Linked DNA regions of Homo sapiens: region 1 is linked to region 2. Evidence: chromatin contacts called from ENCODE Hi-C or POLR2A ChIA-PET data. All regions are on one chromosome and are shown on one strand. The core of a region is the stretch at or near the end of the contact, and the rest is flanking DNA. Distances in the headings are between cores, read along the strand shown. Region 1 holds the start of ICE2 (interactor of little elongation complex ELL subunit 2). Region 2 has its middle 110 kb from the start of BNIP2.

Region 1 (3,166 bases), core at 565-3,064, 680 kb before region 2:
ACGTGTTCTAGCTTCAACCAGTTTTTCCAACCCCTTTTCCTCTACTACTCTTCAGAGACCTTGCATTCCAGGCAAAATAAACTACCTATGGTTTCCTGTAGCATATTTTTTACATTAACATAATTTCTAACAATATTCTAAATCAGTCTAAAATGTCAGCCAGGGGTAGTGGCTCACACCTGTAATCCCAGCACTTAGGGAGGCCAAGGTGGGCAGATCACTTGAGGTCAAGAGTTAAAGATCACCCTGGCAAACCCCATCTCTACTAAAAAAAAAATACAAAAATTAGCCAAGTGTGGTGGCATGCACTTGTAGTCCCAGCTACTAGGGAGACTGACGCAGGAGAATCGCTTGAACCCAGGTGGCAGAAGTTGCAGTGAGCTGAGATCACACCACTGCACTCCAGTCTGGGAGACTCTGTCTTAAAATAAAATGTAGAACATGCTTCCCTAATAGCACACACTAGATTCTGTTTATGCAATAAGTTTATGCAGTTCCTTGTATTAAAAAAAATTATAGGAGGCCATTGTTTAGAACTTCTGCACTAGACCCCAAGAGACCAGACTAAAATAAAAATGGTATCACTCAGGCTCACCACACCGAAACTGAGTTATGTGGCCCTCCAAGAAATCAGGAGACAGAGGTAACAGGCCAGTTTCAATTTTCAATCAGCAAGATAATGAATTTCCTCTGTTTTAGTCCCTACAGCAAAGAGTAACTTGAAGTAACCTGATGTTAACCAATCAGTTATCTTTCTATTGTACTGTCTGTCTCCACCTTACCAGGAAAGTAACTTTGAAATGATCAATCTGCTTTTTGTTCTTTGTTTCTACTTTCTACAGACCTTTTTTCTGTCCGTAATGCCAACCTCCTCTGTTCCACTCATTGGGACACTCATTCCATTTTATGGAATGAAGTGTTGCCTGATTCCAGAATCGCAATAAGGCCAACTGAGATCTTTAGATGTGTCAAATTTTTGTCTTTTGACACTTGTGCTGGTCTGTCTAGAACGCCCTTTCTCTTCATTCCACATACCCACATTCTTCAAATGAGCTCACACGGCAGGTGCTCAGTGCAGCAACTGACATGTAAGTACTCAATACTATTCAAAACTGCGTTTTGTCCCTCACACTAGCTATTCCTCTCCCTCTAACCTCAATCTATACACCTTTCTTATGTAGTTTATTACTTTCTATTGTATTTAATGTAAATGTCTTAGATTGCCAGAGATCCAAAGCACTGGAAAAATCAGTATTCAGTCTTAGTCCATGTGTACCCAGCACCAAGCACAAAGTACTCTGTTTACGGTCAATAAATCTTTCCGTAATGGATGAGAACAAAACTAGTGTTTGAACTCACAGCTAAAACTGGATGGGGAGTGGAGCGGAGGTGAAGGAGCACTTAATGAGGCCCTACTATGTGCCAGGTACTGTGCAGAGCACAGCTTCTTCCTTTGTTTCATTTAATCCTTTCCAAAAAACCGTATGATGCAGCAGTAACAATTTCATCTCCATTTTACATATGAGGAGTTTGGGTTACGGAAGTCAGGAAACTTGCCTGAGGTCACAACCAAGTATGTTTGGGTCTTTCCAGTACCGCACTTGTCGCTTGTCCGCCTTCCAATTTATCACTCCCCTCCTCTCCCCGACGAAGGTCGAGGACTTTCTAGGAAAACACGCAGTCTCCAACCACTTCCGCCTGGCGAGCCCAGTCTCGCACTTCGCTGCCAGAACCACAGCGAGCGCTTGTGGCGGGAGGAAAGGAGGGGAGCAGCCGTCAAGACGCAAGGCCCCGCCCACTATGTCGCTGAGACGTCATCACGCAGGGCCGAGTCGGCGCGGCCACATCCTTTAAATATGGTCTTTTTTGGGCGCGCGCGACAATGTGAGGAGTGGGGTGGAGCGTGTGTGGTGTGTGGCTGCGGCCTGGGCAAGAGCCGCCGCGGACCATGAGGTGGGCGGAAAGGCTGTGTTGCAGCCCAGACGCGGACGGGAGGGCGCTGCCGGGCCAGCGGGCGTGCTCATGCAGGGGCGGGAGGAGGGAACATGGCGGCCGGGCCAGGACCCTTTGCTCCTGGCTCTGCGCGGCTCCTACCCCTGCTTTGCTTGCCCTTTTACCTGCTTTTCTGGAACCTTGTTTCCCCTCTCTTTGCGTCCCCTTTCCCTCAGCCGTTTCTTTTGCCTTCCTCGACTATTCCCCCCCAGCTCCACACTGGGTCGAAGTGTGAGAGGTAGATTAAGTGGGAGCCGGTCGGGCCCGTTCGGTGTCGAGAGACCGACTCCTAAATTTGATTAGGTTCTCGCAGGTCACTTTATCAGTCTGCCTGGGGTCACAGGAGAAGTACTGAACATGAGAGATCAAGCCTGATTTGTAGTCCTGATGATGTCTGTAAGTGATCTTGTGAAATGTCACTTAAGTTGACCTCAAGTCTTCTCAAATGTGAGGTTCTTTGTGAAAGGCCTAAGATTCCTGATATCGAGGTAGCTTTTGTCATAAAGTGCCTGCCAGAATCTGCCCCATAACAAAGCATGGTCGGGAAAACAAAAGATTTATTTTGGCAGTAAGGGAATGGAAAACTGAGTTGACTTCCCGTTCCATGCCATCAAGTGGCCTAGTATGTAAGCAATGAGAACACCGTTCTGTTTCAGCTCTTATTTCCATAGTGAGTGTCCTGAGAGTAACACTCCCGGCGTAGATTAAATGGAAAAGGGCTCGTCCTGTATCGTCATTGCTGCTCTGCTACAAAGAACCTTGGGTCTGCTGTATTCTGTTTTAGGTGCCACAGTCTGTTGAGGGTAGATGTTTAGGGAGAGATTCTTCCTCACCTAATAGCACCTGGCCTAGCCAATCACTTGCTTTTGATCTTGGCCTTTTGTTTTTACTCAGCTGAGTAAGTTCTGGAGGGATCCTGCCTCTTGGAGCCTTCGCAGCCAGGCAGCTGTGAACTGTGAGCTAGAGTGAAGCAGAAATCTAGGAAGATGAGCTCCAAGATGGTCATAAGTGAACCAGGACTGAATTGGTGAGTTGTAGCCACTTTGTAATCCACTGAAGAGGAGTGTAGTGGGGCTGATGGTTGACATAAGAAAATAGATTTCTGGCATAGAGAGATTTGGAGGAAACAGAAAATACAAGTTTAGGGTCTCAGAATTTACCCTATCCTCATCTT
Region 2 (3,631 bases), core at 411-2,910:
GTCTTGACTCTTTATCCAATTTGCCACTCTGTGTCTTTTAATTGGAGCATTTAGCCCATTTACATTTAAGGTTAATATTGTTATGTGTGAATTTGATCCTGTCATTATGATGTTAGCTGGTTATTTTGCTTGTTAGTTGATACAGTTTCTTCCTAGCCTCGATGGTCTTTACAATTTGGCATGTTTTTGCAGTGGCTGGTACCAGTTGTTCCTTTCCATGTTTAGTGCTTCCTTCAGGAGCTCTTATAGGGCAGGCCTGGTGGTGACAAAATCTCTCAGCATTTGCTTGTCTGTAAAGGATCTTATTTCTCCTTCACTTATGAAGCTTAGTTTGGCTGGATATGAAATTCTGGGTTGAAAATTCTTTTCTTTAAGAATGTTGAATATTGGCCCCCAATCTCTTCTGGCTTGTAGAGTTTCTGCTGAGAGATCAGCTGTTAGTCTGATGGGCTTCCCTTTGTGGGTCACCTGACCTTTCTCTCTGGCTGCCCTTAACATTTTTTCCTTCGTTTCAACTTTGGTGAATCTGACAATTATGTGTCTTAGACTTGCTCTTCTTGGGGAGTATCTTTGTGGCGTTCTCTGTATTTCCTGAATTTGAATGTTGGCCTGCCTTGCTAGATTGGGGAAGTTCTCCTGGATAATATCCTGCAGAGTGTTTTCCAACTTGGTTCCATTCTCCCCGTCACTTTCAGGTATGCCAATCAGACGTAGATTTGGTCTTTTCACATAGTCCCATATTTCTTGGAGGCTTTGTTCATTTCTTTTTATTCTTTTTTCTCTAAACTTCTCTTCTCGCTTCATTTCATTCATTTCATCTTTCATCACTGATACCCTTCCTTCCAGTTGATCGAATCGGCTACTGAGGCTTGTGCATTTGTCACGTAGTTCTCATGCCTTGGTTTTCAGCTCCATCAGGTCCTTTAAGGACTTCTCTGCATTAGTTATTCTAGTTTGCCATTCGTCTAATTTTTTTTCAAGGTTTTTAACTTCTTTGCCATGGGTTCGAGCTTCCTCCTTTAGCTCGGAGTAGTTTGATCATCTGAAGCCTTCTTTTCTCAACTCGTCAAAGTCATTCTCTGTCCAGCTTTGTTCCATTGCTGGTGAGGAGCTGTGTTCCTTTGGAGGAGGAGAGGCGCTCTGATTTTGAGTTTCTAGTTTTTCTGCTCTGTTTTTTCCCCATCTTTGTGGCTTTATCTACCTTTGGTCTTTGATGATGGTGACGTACAGATGGGGTTTTGGTGTGGATGTCCTTTGTTTGTTAGTTTTCCTTCTAACAGTCAGGACCCTCAGCTGCAGGTCTGTCGGAGTTTGCTGGAGGTCCACTCCAGACCCTGTTTACCTGGGTATCAGCAGCGGAGGCTGCAGAACAGTGAATATTGGTGAACAGCAAATGTTGCTGCCTGATCGTTCCTCTGGAAGTTTTGTCTCAGAGGAGTACCCAGCTGTGTGAGGTGTCAGTCTGCCCCTACTGGGGGGTGCTTCCCAGTTAGGCTACTCGGGGGTCAGGGACCCACTTGAAGAGGCTGTCTACCCGTTCTCAGATCTCCAGCTGTGTGCGGGAGAACCACTACTCTCTTCAAAGCTGTCAGTCAGGGACATTTAAGTCTGCAGAGATTTCTGCTGCCTTTTGTTTCACTATGCCCTGCCCCCAGAGGTGGAGTCCATAGAGCCAGGCAGGCCTCCTTGAGCTGCGGTGGACTCCACCCAGTTCAAGCTTCCTGACTGCTTTGTTTACCTACGCAAGCCTGAGCAATGGTGGGCACCCCTCCCCCAGCCTCGCTGCCGCCTTGCAGTTTGATCTCAGACTGCTGTGCTAGCAATGAGTGAGGCTCCGTGGGCGTAGGACCCTCCGAGTGAGGCATGGGATATAATCTGCAGCTGTGCCGTTTGCTAAGACCGTGAGAAAAGCTCAATATTAGGGTGGGAGTGACCCGATTTTCCAGGTGCCATCTATCACCCCTTTCTTTGACTAGGAAAGGGAATTCCCTGACCCCTTGCACTTCCCGGATGAGGCAATGCCTCACCCTGCTTTGGCTCATGCTCGGTGCACTGCAGCCACTGTCCTGCACCCTCTATCCAACACTCCCCAGTGAGATGAATACGGTACCTAAGTTGGAAATGCAGAAATCACCCGTCTTCTGCGCGTCGCTCACGCTTGAATGAGAACTGACGAGGGTTTGGAAATTATCCTCTTTCCTTCCCAGCTCCTCCCTAATTTCTAAATGCCAGCTTTTAAAGTGATTTTGGAAACATATTCAATTCTAATGCAGAGATTCAGCCTAATCTTTGAGTACAGTGCTGAATAAACCACCCTCACAGTGCATGTTTTCACTTCATTTCTTCTTGCGGCTTTCCTGAATAAACTAGCTTAAGCAATATCTTTACTCAAGTCCTATGTTCATTCAGTCCCTGATAGTTTAAAAGAATTAGCTTACTTCTTAGCAAAATTGTACTGATATCTGCAAAATTTTATTTAGTTCTGGTATAATTACTCAATGGGTAGGTTTGAGTTGTGGATACGGGTGTGAATAGACCATGACCTTCACTTTCCAGGAGCTCACTTGTCCAGCAAAATTACCAAGCCTGCCACTTATGTAATTTTAATATTCTAATAGTCATATTTTAAAAAGCAAAAAGAAACAAGTGAAATGAATTTTTACAATATATTTTGTTTAATCCAATGTATCCAAAGTATGTAATTGATATAAAAATTACTAAAGAGAGGTTTTTACATTCTTCATTCCTTGTTCTAAGTCTTCAATATCCAGCACATTGAACACATCTCAATTTGGATTAGTACATTCTTTCTTTCTTTCTTTCTTTCTTTTTTTTGAGACAGTCTCACTCTGCCACCCAGGCTGGAGTGCAGTGATGCAATCTCAGCTCACTGCAACCTCCACCTCCTGGGTTCAAGCAATTCTCCTGCCTCACCCTCCCAAGTAGCTAGGACTACAGGCATGCACCATCATGCCCAGCTAGTTTTTGTATTTTTAGTTTCACCATTTTGGCCAGGCTGGTCTCAAACTCCTGGCCTCAAGTGATCCGCCCAGCTCAGCCTCCCAAAGTGCTGGGATTACAGGTGTGAGCCACCATGCCCAGCCTTGGATTAGTACATTTCAAGAGCTCAATAAATCACATGTGGCTAATGGCTACTGTGTTGAACAGTACAGATCTGGGGCAGTGGTCTCCAAAGTGTGGTGCCCCTTATAGCTCATTGGAGCTTGAGAAGAAAATATATTTTTTGGGATCAGGTTAAATTTATAGGCTAACTGGGAGATAATTGACATCTTTATGATGGTAAATCTAAGACTATAACATGTCTTTCAATTTGTTTAAATATCCTTTTTGTGTCTTTGAGGTTTGTATCTTATATGTATTTTACAAATTTTGAAAGCTAATGTCTAAGTATCTTACATTTTTATTGCTATTGTAAATAAGATTTTTCTTCCTTTATTTGCTAACTGGTTGATATTTATATATACAGAAGCAACTAATTTCTGAATAGTCATACTGAATTCAGTTTTAATGGCTTTTCCATTTATCTTCTTAGGTTTTTCAAGTATCATATCAACTGCAAATGTGATGATTTTATGTTTTCCTTTTTAGATGGTTTCTTAGCAGGATGGCT

The links. A loop is a pair of places that touch in the nucleus more often than their neighbours do. ChIA-PET counts read pairs that join two places held with the same protein, here RNA polymerase II (POLR2A). Pooled maps may share reads with other maps.
Region 1: a pooled map shows a loop between it and region 2 (4-fold over the local background). The contact joins the promoter of ICE2 here to the enhancer-like site in region 2. A Hi-C loop is called at or near these places in 4 of 50 pooled maps. POLR2A ChIA-PET finds 5 or more read pairs at or near these places in 2 of 52 experiments (PC-9 and T-cell).

Annotation. Positions count from the first base shown.
Region 1 is chr15:60,477,790-60,480,955 of GRCh38, reverse strand. ICE2 (interactor of little elongation complex ELL subunit 2) reads left to right here and starts at 1,814. Exons shown (of 16, transcript NM_024611.6): 1 at 1,814-1,953; 2 at 2,887-3,019. The coding sequence starts at 2,979. RORA-AS1 (RORA antisense RNA 1) reads right to left here and starts at 1,778. Exons shown (of 6, transcript NR_120342.1): 1 at 1,558-1,778. RefSeq lists enhancers at 2,013-2,540, 2,863-2,982.
Region 2 is chr15:59,801,931-59,805,561 of GRCh38, reverse strand. No RefSeq gene overlaps it. Among named protein-coding and RNA genes, the nearest start is that of BNIP2, 110 kb to the right of the region's middle. RefSeq lists a silencer at 1,630-1,679 and an enhancer at 1,412-1,940. Within about 2 kb of position 1,660, at least 3 of the 41 ENCODE cell types and tissues checked have a DNase peak (open chromatin) inside an H3K27ac peak, as active enhancers do.